Linked DNA regions of Homo sapiens: region 2 is linked to region 1. A link is a contact called in ENCODE Hi-C or POLR2A ChIA-PET data. All regions are on one chromosome and are shown on one strand. The core of a region is the stretch at or near the end of the contact, and the rest is flanking DNA. Distances in the headings are between cores, read along the strand shown.

Evidence for each region. Hi-C counts contacts between places; a loop is a spot of excess contacts on that map. ChIA-PET counts read pairs that join two places held with the same protein, here RNA polymerase II (POLR2A). Pooled maps may share reads with other maps.
Region 2: a loop to region 1 is called in a map of ovary, with 6 times the contacts of the local background. The contact joins two enhancer-like sites. A Hi-C loop is called at or near these places in 1 of 168 maps with a recorded cell type or tissue (ovary) and 2 of 50 pooled maps. POLR2A ChIA-PET finds 5 or more read pairs at or near these places in 3 of 52 experiments (AG04450, HEK293 and Panc1).

Annotation. Positions count from the first base shown.
Region 1 is chr12:2,261,347-2,267,412 of GRCh38, forward strand. All of the region lies in intron 3 of CACNA1C (calcium voltage-gated channel subunit alpha1 C), which reads left to right. Among named protein-coding and RNA genes, the nearest start is that of CACNA1C-IT3, 5.4 kb to the right of the region's middle. Within about 2 kb of position 3,690, at least 3 of the 41 ENCODE cell types and tissues checked have a DNase peak (open chromatin) inside an H3K27ac peak, as active enhancers do.
Region 2 is chr12:2,332,550-2,338,693 of GRCh38, forward strand. The region is part of intron 3 of CACNA1C (calcium voltage-gated channel subunit alpha1 C); the gene reads left to right. Among named protein-coding and RNA genes, the nearest start is that of CACNA1C-IT3, 66 kb to the left of the region's middle. RefSeq lists an enhancer at 4,913-5,413. Within about 2 kb of position 3,947, at least 15 of the 41 ENCODE cell types and tissues checked have a DNase peak (open chromatin) inside an H3K27ac peak, as active enhancers do.

The DNA.
Region 1 (6,066 bases), core at 2,440-4,939:
TACATTTGTATAGATTAGTGTCTGACTTACTAGAAAACAGCTGGGTTCTCATATCTGCTCTGTCATTCAGTGTGTTATGGTATCACATCATGTAGGCTCTGGGAAACTCTGCTGTGTATTTGTGAGAGCATTACAGTGAAAATGTTAGAGTTGTTATAAAAATAGTTCTCTCCTCACAGATACACGAAAAAGGTCTCAGAGATCCTGCTGGGGTTCCTTGGGACACACTTTGAGAAACACTGGATTAATAAGTCATGACAAGTGTTTAGTATAACACCTTGCATATGGTAATCACTGAGTAAAACATTATTACAAACAGCACTATTTACTAGGAGATATAGCATCAGAGGTGGTTTTCTATACATATATGGGCCAAGCTCTAGAAGGGTCCTTGTGCAACACACACACACACACAACAGGTGCTTCTGCTGTTGCCACCAGCAGTTCCATGCCATCCCATCTGGCTGGGGGGAGCCCTGAAAGTGTCTGGATGTATCTGAAGCTGCTGTGCTGGGATGTGTGCAGTACTAATATGGGAATGACAGTGAGTGGACATTGCATCACATAGTAGCCTTTCCTCCTAGGAGGCAAAGCACTCACCTCCCCATCACCCTGCAGTTATCCTCATGGGGGAGGGAGCCAGTCCAGTCCCTTGGGAAGGCAGTGCCAGGGCCAGGACCTGAACCTGCCTTTCTGATCTACAGCAGAGTCAGGCTAAAGAGGGCAGGCAGAGGCTCGCCAAGGGGCACAGTGGAGTGCTTCAGGACTCACAGTTGCTGGGGCTGAATGCTGGAAACAGCTTGTCAGTTCAACCCAGGAGATGCTAAGATGCAGGCTAGAGTCGATGACTTGGTCCTCCCATCAGGGGCTTGCAGACCATGTGACAGTCAGCTGGCACTCCCTTGACCTTTCTGTTGAGTCCAGAAACCATAGTGCAAGCAGTGGGCTGAAAGCTGTGGCAAGCTGCTGTGTTGGCATGTAATTTGGAAAGCCTATTCACTTAGCCACCTATTAAACACCTGGTGTGTTTTGAGTCCCCAGTCTGTTTTCTTGTTCATCTCCCACCAAGGGAAAAGCAACATTGACCAATCAAAAGGCAGGCTCAGTCTTGTAGTCTCAGTAGTACAGTCTTCCCTGTGGCCAAGACGGTGTCTTCAGCATCTGCAGTGGTGTGTGCAGCCATAGGTTGACAATGAAATGCAGGGAGCCAGGATCAGGAATCTGACCTGCACCAAGAGCTGTGGGCAGAACAGACCAGCATCTGTGTGATGCTGTGGCTGGTGGTGCAGGAGGCCAGGAGGCATCCAGGAGCCAGAGGGATGCCTTGCAGGACTGGGGTGGGGTGGAGGCTGTGTCTAAAATATGGGATGAATGCTAAGAATCAGAAAGTTAGTGACCGCAGGCAGAAGCTCAGAAACACACAGCAGATGTGAAAAGTGCTCCTTGCCCCTGCTTTTTAAATGTTATCTGAATGCCCACAGTGGGCAGAAGCTACTATTCAGTCAACAAATAATGGTCAAGGGCTGGGCATTGTTGTAGGTGCATCACTAGTTACCTCAGTGAATAAAACAGACAATTCCTACCTGCAAGGAGGTTGCACTTTTGTGGGAAGAAGAAAATAAAGGAAAGGAGAACATAAAGGAAAAAATATAAATACGATACATAATATTAGACACAGTGGAGGGATGAATGCAGGGATGGAGATAGGGTGCTTCAGGGTGGGGTTATAGCTTTTAATAGAGGGGTCAGGGAAGGTGTTACTGTGAAGATAACGTTTGAGCAGACCAGTGGGAAATGGCGAGGTAAGTGCTGTGGATCTGGGGAGAGGGCATTCAAGGGAGCAGGAGGGCCAGGTGCAGAGGCCCTCAGGTGGGAGTATGCCCAGCGTGTCTGGGAGCAGGAGGGCCAGGTGCGGAGGCCCTCAGGTGGGAGTATGCCCAGCGTGTCTGGGAGCAGGAGGGCCAGGTGCGGAGGCCCTCAGGTAGGAGCAGGGAGGAGGCAGGTATGGCTGGAACACAGCAAGTGCTCAGAGGTGAGGTCAGTGAGGAACAGAGGGCACTTAGGGTCTTGTAAGTCATTGTGATGACTGTGGTGCTAACTTGGGGTGAAGTGTGAAGCTAGTGGAGGCTTTTTAGCAAAGGAGTGACTGATCTGTTTTGAAAGAGAATCATTGCTGGGAGCTTCTCGGTGTTGGTAGAAGTGTGACGGTCAGTCAGGAGGCTGGATCAGTAATCCAAGAGGCAGATGTTAGCAGCTTGGACCAGAGTGATAAAGGTGGAGGTGGAGAGAAGTTGCTAGATCCTTGATACATTCTAGAAGTACACCAGAAATGATCTGCTAACAGACCGGACATGAGGTATGAACAAAGGAAGAGGGAAGATGGACTCTATATCTTGGCTTGAGTGAATGGAAGGCTGGAGAGTCACCATGATCCGAGATGGGCAGGAGCTGGTTGGGGTGGGGGAGGCTCAAGAATTGGGGTTTGGACATGCCAAGTTTGAGATGCCCAAGTAGAGACTGACTGTAGAGGTCTAGGCTGGAGCAGGCAGAAAGACCCAGGATGTGCAAAGGAAAGAGGGAAACAGCAGCAGTAGCACTTGTTCAGCCAAGTCCTGCCTCGGAGATCAAATGCATAAAGGAAAGGAAATCTCAGAGCCAGCCTCTAACCCTGAGCTTAATCCCAAAGAGCAGCAGAGTAGCCTGGGGTATCCACCCCTCCACCCCGGTGGTGCTGCAGAGCCCCTGTTGCACTCACGGGTGGCAAGAGGCAGGGCTCAAAGCTTACCTCACAGGTGTGACTCCCAGGGAGTAGGGGTAGGGTGAGGACCCCGCTGGAACTGGAATGGACTCTCCTGTATAGTGATGCCTCCTAAGCCTGGGGATGCCTCTGCAAGGGCTCCAGGGGGCTCTCAAAGAGGAGCAGGCTCTGCCTTTCTCAGATCAGCCCTCTGGCTCTGTTGTTCCCTTGGGCCTGTCTTCAGATAACCACAGTAATCCAGGGAGATGAAATTGGCAGATCAGAAGCCCTTGATTAGACCTGCAGAATGTCTGCACTGACAAGAACTGCAGAAAGCATCCCGTTCAACTCCCTCCTCTTACAGATGGGGGAACTGAGGTCCAGGGAGATGATGGGACTTGTCCAAGTTAGAAGCTTCATGACCTAGGGCAAATCACTTAACCCTTGCAATCATGCCAAGTTGAGAGCATTTTCCTAAATGCTGTGGCTCAGAGATGGCTGTGTGCTCGTGGTTCCTCCTGTTTCTCCCTAACCCTCTTCCACATGGGTTTTTTACTGCCCGATCAGGGTTTGGGGAATGATTGGCAGCCCGGAGGCCAGCCAGCCCTTTTGGCAATCCAGTCAAATCTGCCCACTGGCTGATGAAACATGGACTCCCTTGGCAGCGAGTACTTCCTCAAGAGATATCTTGCTTAAAATTGATGGCCCCCCTTTGGCTTTGCTATTCCCCATGCCCTTGGTGGGGCAGAGAGTTAGTTCCATCCCAAGTTCTTCTCCATTTGCCAGAGTCCACCTCCACCCCAGCCCAGAGCTGTTTGCTCTGGCTTGCCCTATCCTGCGTTGGCTCCTTTCACTCTCTGCAAACCCTTCTGTCCTTCCCGTTGTCTGAGCTGCCTTTTTCTTGACTACTTCTTAAGCCTCTGGATTTCTCCTTAAATATCAGCTCTAGGACGCCTGCCTGATGAGCTGAGGTCATTCCTACCCTCAAGTGACCTGGTGAATTAAGCAACAATACCAGGGATTCCAGGACAGTGAGTTTGAAGATCAGCATCTTTGCTGGCCTGAGGGAGGCCCTTGGCCTGCTGGGGGTGGATAGAGTGATGCTGACCTTCTGCACAGGCTTTGGGAGGGAACAGTTAGTTACCGCAAATGTCTGGCTATCTAGGTGAAGCACTCCCGACCCTCTGCTCCTCAACTGTAGTTGTGAATTACAGAGCTGGAAACAGCACACGGGAGCATTTGTTCCACTCCTGTTTCAGGGACAAAACTTAGGCCTGGGTCTCTAAAACCAGAGGTGCTTGATGCTTCATCCCAAGGCTAAAGGGGCAGATGCCCTCTCTATCTGGCGTTGTGGTTTCCTCTACTTCCACCTTACTGCAGAGTGGGGGGCTGGAACGTTGGCAAGGATCCAGGACTCCTGTACCCTATCTCATTCTCCTCCCACACCCCTGTCCCTTCATTACAGATAGTCCAACCTCTTTGTTCTGTGGTTGCTGAATAGCATCCCCCAGGGGACCATCTTCCCTGCAAATGCAGGGTGACGCTGTGCAGTGGTTTCTCTGCCATCATCTTTTCTCTGCTGGGGATGCCAGAGCATAAACCCATGGTGCAATGGAATGTGCCTGGTAGCAAGGATGAAGACGCGGGGGCTCCAGTGTGCTCCACCCCTTCCTTTCTGTCAGCCTGAGTGCTCCCGCCCCCTTTGGGCCTCAGTCTCCCACAGAGAGGGAGAGCTGGGTGGCCCAGCAATCTCTGGAGCCCCTTTTGGCTCAGACCTCCTGCAGTTCTCTGTAGCCTCCTGGTTCCCAGTGTATTTTTAAAGGATCCTGTGTTATTTATCTCAGCATCTCTGCCCCCCTGCGCTCCACGCTCCTATCCATGCAGTAATGACATCCAAACACCCACACTGTATCTTAACAATCTGATGAGATAAATGCCTCATCGTTGGGCTCCGTGGACACAGAGTAGCAATTCTATTCTGCTATCAAAGAGCTCAGAAACTCAGGCAACCAAGGCAGGATGAGCAGGCATGTGGCTTGCCATGTGCCCATCATTGGGCAAAAACACATTCTCCCTGCCCCAAAGCCCCTGTTTTTCCCCAAAGCAGCCTCACTTTTTCCCTTCCTCCACCTCCAGAACAATGCCTTCGAGCCTGCTGGCATTTGAGAATGGGCCGGGCGGGCAGTACTGGGGGCATATGGCCTTGTTATTTTGATGGAGCTCCTAGTGGGATGCACCAGCCACTGGCCAGGTCCTGGAAATAATTAAGCTGAGCATATTGACCTGGGGGTTGCAGGGCCTTGGGCATGCTGCAACCTCCAACACCTGTTCTCATGCTCCTTCTGCAGTGACCCTCTCGTGCTCTAGGCACACCTGTTAGATGGAACCTGGGACTTTCAAGGTTGTCACTGCCAGGGCTGGCATGATGTGCTTGCACTCCTGCTCCCTTTATGGACCTGGGAGTTGGGAAGGTGCATTGGGTTCCAAGAGAAGCAGGAACTGATTTGGTCTTGTAGTGAAAATAGACCTGGCTCTGGTTTGGTAAGTGAGTGACCTTGGACTTAGTTTCCCTAGAAGCAGAAATAGGATAACAGTAAGTCTTCCCACTTCAAGGAATGTTATAAGGATCAAGTGAGATCATGTGAAATTCTTAGGAAAGCTGCAAGGGAGTCTACCTATGAAACACAGAGGCCATGGGACACAGAGGGAGGAGTAAGGGCTCGAGCTGGGCAGGCCTGGGTGTGAATTCCAGTGTTTCTCTTCAGGCTGTGCTGCCTAGGGAAATGTACTTACCTCTTCTGAGCTTTTCTTTGCTCTTCTGTCAACCAAGGGATAATGAAGCTACACTGACTGGTTACTCACAGTGATAACAGGAGTATCTGTTATTTATTAAACGCTTATGTTGAGCCAGGACCTTTCTTCCTTTCCTTTTTAAAACCTCCATAAAATGTAGCCGGATTTGTAATCACACATTACTTCACGTGGACTTTGGCTGGTTTGTGTAGTGTCTCTGTGAGAGCAGGGGTTCTACGGGTATTGCCCGGCGCTGTGTTTCCAAAGCCCAGCATGTGCCTGGCCCACGGTGGGCGCTTAAGAAATGTTCATGCAGTCAAGGGGGTGCAGCTGCCTGGCAAGGAGAACCCGGGAAATTCATTTACCCTTCTTATTATTCAGTTCCTTCACCTGAACTCTCTCAGGCTGGAGCTGAGCTTTGGGTTCATAATATATAATTATTCTCCCCAGTTAAAAATGACTAAACTGAGGTCAGGAGAGGTTAAGTGCTGTGCCCTAGATCACTCAACTAGGAACTAGGGAACAAAGCCTTCTTG
Region 2 (6,144 bases), core at 2,697-5,196, 71 kb after region 1:
CATTTCTGCTCAAATAAAATAAACAAAAATGCAAAGACGTATGCACAAGTATCTTATGACAGTGTGACTTCCAACAGTAAAATATTGGAGACAATTTAAATATTTAACAATGGGGGCCTGGTGTAGCCCTACCATGGAATAGGATGTGCCCATTTAATGATGTCTCTGAAGAGTTTTTAACAGCATGACAGCATGCTTACCTTATCATGTCCTGTGAAATACCAGAATAAAATGTACATGCAGTAGAATCTCAATTACATCCAAAATACGCATTATAAATCTGGAAGAAAGTAAGCCAAAATGTGGAGTATACTTGGTAGCATTTCTCCCTACTTTTTAATATTTTTTTAGTAATATCACATTTTTTATCATAAGGAAGTATCCTAAAGGCAGAAAACAACAAATAAAGTAGCAATGAAGTTCTGAGTCTTTCTGTGACTGTGTGACGACAGTGTCTGAACAGTTATCCCTCCGGCAGTGACGAGCAGCCCCTTGGACATGTTCCAGTCCCAGTTCTTCAGACTTCAGAAAGTGGGGAAGACTCCGTGGGGGAAGAGGAGGGGTTGCTGATGTCATGGTGACAACGTGGAGTGTGGCACACCTACAGGTCTTGATGGGCTGTGTGCTGGGCACTCCGGAATCTCATTTAATCCCCCTAGTGGATAAGGAACACTAAGTATTGGAGAGACAGAATGATTTACCCAAGGCCAGTGTGTAGTAAGAGGTGCGGCTGGAATTCCAGGTGAGATTGGGAGACTCCAAAACCTGTGCTCTTAATTCCAGCCCTGCCTGGCCTCCTGGATCATGCCCATGGTGGGTGAACTGGGGGCGCTGGCCCCCACGCTGCCATCCTGACTTGTCAGCCTGTTTGCTTCCTCCTCTCTGTTGTGATTTCCTCAAGCTTGTTATTAAATAACAAGCATCCTTCCTGCGTTTTCTCCTGGAATTCTCATCCCACAGTGGCCTAAGGGGAAGGCAAACTGTATGCCTGTGCATAGGAAGCATGACCGCGCCATCCAGCCTCCTTCCAGTAGCAGTGGATGCAGCCTTGTTAGGGTGATTCTGACCCCTTGTTCTCCGTCACCTCACAAGGCGTAACGACAGGGGACAGCTGCAGAGAGAGATGGAGGTTGGCATTCAGAAGCCTTTCTGACAGCAAGAGTGAATCAACACAAAATGAATCACACAAAGACACCATTCACTGTCTCCCCAGAGAGCCTGGAGAAGAAATGCCTGCCATTTGTGTAGCTCTTTTTGATGTTCAAAGCTCTGTGGCACACAGCCCTCCTTAGGGTCTCACAAGAACTCCCTAAGAAAGACAAGACAGGAATTACTTCCCTTAGGAAAGGAAACTGAGGCTCAGGGAAATCAAGTTACTTGCCTCCCGTCATTGGTGACTAGGTCAGTCTTCTAACTTCCTCTTTATCCCTTCTTACTCCTTCTGCAAACAGTACGATGCTGGGCAGAGTGGAAGATCCCTTATTGTCTCACCCTGGGGCAAGGAGATGGGCTAGATCATTCCTAATGCTGCTTCCTGCCTCAGAAGATGAATTTGCCTACAAGAGGTGGGCCCTCCATGCTTATAAATCCTTCTCCTTCAGGTTACCCCCACCTAGTGAAAAAGATTTACACAAGGCAGAAAGTGGGTGGAAGCCATTTGGCCACTCATGATGTCTTATTCTAGAGGAGGCCCCCTGAAGTGAAGGTGCCACAGCATTACTGCAGTTCAGCAGACATTTACCAGCATATGCCAGTCACTCTACTGGAACTGAGGAGAGAGAAAGCCAGGGAAAAGGTTGCCATGGGTTGAGTCAAAAGAACTCATTCTAGGCTCAAAAGGACAGGAGCGCTGGTTCATTAGGATGCTCAACTTCCAACTAGCAGACTGGGCACATGTCCTAGAGAGGAATTGTGCTGTAGTGAGGCGAAGTGGGCTTGGATGTCTGGCAAGTCATGGTTCAGATACTGACTCCAGCCAGGCACGGTGGTTCACGCCCATAGTCCCAGTGACTCAGGATGCCAAGACAGTAGGATTTCTTGAGGCCAGGACTTTGAGACCGGCCTGGACTACATAGTGAGGCCCCGTTTCTACAAAATAATATTTTTTTCAATGTTGACTTTATTTCTTAGCTGTGTGACTTCCAGCAAATTCTTTAACTTCATTGAAACTCAGTTTTTTCAGCTATAAAATTAAGAGAATAAATAAACTGTCCCATTGTATGATGCAAGGATTAAATGAGATGACAGCAACTAAAGGCCTGCCACCATCAACTCTTGGCAATTTATTTCCCTCCTAAATTAGATAGAAATGTCATGGTTTGGGGTTTCCATTGTGTGTTCAAGAAAGATAAGACCGTAACGCCTTTCTTAAATGTCTAAGCTTCATTATCAGAGCTTCTTGCACGTTCTCTTTAAGCTTTTCCCCCATAGACCTATCCAATGGCCCCAGGCTGAGGCACCCATTCCAGGGACTCCCACGCCTGCTTCCAAGCTAGCAGTGGCCTCTCATGAGCCTCAACCCTATTCTGAGATGCTCTGGGTTTGGAGGTTCTAGTATCTCAGCCACACATAGTGCCATTTTACCTTGTCCCAGCTGGCCAAAGTGTGACTGTGATCCCCTGTCTTCCCCCTCACTCACCCGGCAGCCTCATCTTGGCTGCTGGCGATTTTAGGCTGGGTTCCACAAGTGGCCCCAGTGATTTATGATCCATAACTCAGTGGTCTCTTCCGCCATGCCTGCAGGCTCCCACCTTCCGGAAGTCACTGGAATTTAAAACACCATGAAAACAAACATCTGTGATTTACGATGTCAAGAGCCATTTCCTTCCTCTTGAGACAATCTCCAGGGTGATTTTCTTTAGGTCATCTGCTCTGTAGAGCATATTAGTTAAAAAAAAAAAACCTTAAACATAATGTAGAAAGATGTGCAGGTATGGAAGACAGAATGGCAGCACCTTTCCACGGGTGGCAGCCATCAGACAGAGCAGGACATGCACAGCGTGGCTCCCTCCTGTCCCTGGAAGGCAGGTCTGCTCTGTTCTCTTCTTTCACATGTGTCTACTCCCAGCCTTTCCAGGTGCAGGACAGGGCAAGCATCAGAAACACTGGGTGAGGGACCGGCCCTCCCTTTGAGTGCTTCCTCCCTGCACATCTGAGTCCCATCTGTAGACCCAGAGTGAGGACATCTGCCCAACCTCCCTGCAGGCTGTTGTGAGGTCAGCAGAGGCCCAGAAGCCATGGTAACTTCTATAGGAGAGACGCAGGATGAAGAAAGTTGTTGTGACTTTTGCCCAGAATTGTCAAGAATACTTCAAGTGGTATAGATGTTTTTCCCAAAAAAAAGTAAGGCTGAAAAAAATCAAGGCTGATCCTAAGGCTGTTCAAGTACAAACAGTTTGCAAGTAATGGAAAAAGCTATAAAATTTTAATATAGGGAGACCTCAAAGCCTTGAAAGGAAATATAAAACAACTCCAAAAAAAAAAAAAAAAAACAAACCCTAAGCATCCTCTTTGTTCCTCAGTGAAAATTTCCTTACTATTTTAAGCCACATTGATTCCCAAGAGAGAAACTGGCAAAGCATGGATGGAGAAGCTTCATTTCCCTACCACTGCTGTGAAAATACCCTATGCTAATTTAAGGATATAGAATTTTCTAATAAAAACAACCAGAGTGCACTAGGCACGATTATTCCAACCTATCTTTCTATTGTATTGGTCCATCTACTTTGCCGATTTCCAAAGGAATTAGAGACGGCTTTATTACATTTAAGATAATATGAAAGAAGACAAGTATAGCCCCTCTTTGATTTTTATGTTACACATTGGGCAGTAGGTTTTTAAAGAGCCGTGTTTGACTCTGTCCTATTTTGGGGCCCAGGTACATGATTCCTATTTTTAGCAACTCTCTGGTATTGTGAATCTGAGATTTCAACCACCAGTGAGTCAGAAGGTCTGGCTGCCCAGAGATATGTGACTCAGACAGGCAGGAATAGTCTGTTCACCATGAGATGAGGGCTTAAAGGGGAGCTTTTGTGCTTAGTGAAACACGCAAATGAAAACAACCGTTTAAATAGGAACCTATTGCCCTTCCGGAAGGCTCTTTGCCTGTCCCCGAAAATTCTCAGCTCACACCCAGGGAAGAGCTGGTGCTGCTAGCTGGGAAATGAGGCCAACCCCCTGGCTACTTCCTCCTCTTTAGGGGCCCTCTAAGGCATCTGGGCGGAGGTTTCTGGGTGGCTTCAGCCTTCAGAATTAACACAACAGCCTCCTGATGGGCAGCAGTGGTGGGAGAAAGGAGCGAGTGGAGTGCCATGTCGGGCAGGGTTGGGACACAGGATGAGATACTACTCTTTTAAGAGTAAGACACCGCAAGAAAAGGTGGCTTCCCCTGGAAAGGTGGGAAGCAACAGATTGGTGTTTTCTTGATTAGAAATGCTATGGAATTCATTCATCCATTCACCATCCATCCATCCATCCAAACAACCAATGCATATGGGAAGCTGGCTACGTCCTCGGTCCTTTGCTAGGTACTAGGGGACTGGTTTCCATCCTCGAGAAGCCCACAGGCTTGTGGGAGGAAGATAAGCAGGTAGAGAGGCAGCCTGGCTGCAATGCCCTTCCAAGACCAAGGTTTTGGGATTCCAAGTTTCTGAGGTGTTCTGCATGGTCAGTAGTCCCTGAGAGGCCCTTCCCCTGTAGAACTGAGTGAGCATTCAGGGTAAACCTGGCTAAACACAGACTAGCCAGGACCATTGTTTCTGGCCGTATGAACACCCTCCTTTTCCTTTCCTCCAGACTTAGACTCCTTTTGGAGCCAAGCACCCCAAGACTGTAGGCCTTCTCTGGGCGTGAGCCTGAGGGTCACAGTGCTCACCAGCCCTCCAGCCTCGCCACAGTGAAGATGCTTATCATGGAGGCTGGGATAGTTGTGTTTTTCGCTGGTGTTTAGATGTTCCAGTGTTCCATGAAAGCTCCTGAATCTCTTCCCTAAATAACAAAGTCCTGTTTGGTATTTGGTGAAATGTTTGGAGTGCCGTGTTCAACCAAGCTGAACTAAGCTGCTGACAAAATACTGTCTCAGCCCTTTAATAATAATAGCTAACATTTGTATAGCACTCTACAGTTTAACAAAGCACTTTAAATGCACCCAGCCCCTTTGAGATGCGAGGGCAGAGTTATCATGTGCGTTTCACTCAGGAAAAGTGGGCTGCCCAGAGGAACTGAGTAACACCCTCCAGGACCCACCACTGGGGAGGCCAGAAGCTGGCCCTCCTGAACCAGGCACTTTGCCCTTGGCCACCTTCTCTGAAGCCTGTGGTGACCACGCCTCCTCCTCTGACTTCAGGTTTGGTCTTTGCCTCTGGTCTCAGCCCCCTGTAGTATCCCACAGGCAGCCCCCAGGCAGATCTCCTTAATTGTCCCCTTTCTCTGCTTCAGCACCTGGAATGACTGTCCCAGGATTAAGTCCACACTTCCAGCCTGGAATCCCCTCTCTGCACAGCCTGGTCCTATCCCAGGACCCTACACTCCCCCTCACTACCCCCAGCATGCCTTTCCTACAGCCAGGCAGGACTTGGCAGGAGCATGCCACGCCAACTTTAGACCCCAGTGCTGGCTACATGGGGGGAGGAGAGGGCAACTCGTTTTTTAACTATTGACCCCTCCTTGATGTCTGGCAAGGGGCTAATTAGCAGCAAACGTCTTCTGAATCAGTAAGTCAGAGAATCGGTAAATGAAGAAAACGGACATCTGTATAGGCATAATAGCATCCCCATGCAGTCCATAGCAAGAAGAGACCCCAGGGTGGGCGCCTTGTGCACAAGGGTCTGTCTGAGATAGATGCCAAGGCCAATGGACACATGCCGTCCACAGGTCCTGGCTGTGTGGCTCAGGATGCACTGGAGCCAAAAGTGGCTGCATACCAGAAATGTCCCCCCACCCCCACCCCCATGAAGCTGATACAGCTGGAACCATGGTCCCCCTCCCTCCAGTCAGTGACACTGACCACCGGTGGCTCATCTCAGCTGTTCTTTTGGCAGATGCCATTCTTTTGCTCCCCAGAGACTGGGTGATGTCTGAGAGATAGGGTTAGGGTTGGCAAGGTTGGTGTGAAGTGGGTAACTTTGGAGCAGCGAGCGACCCGGT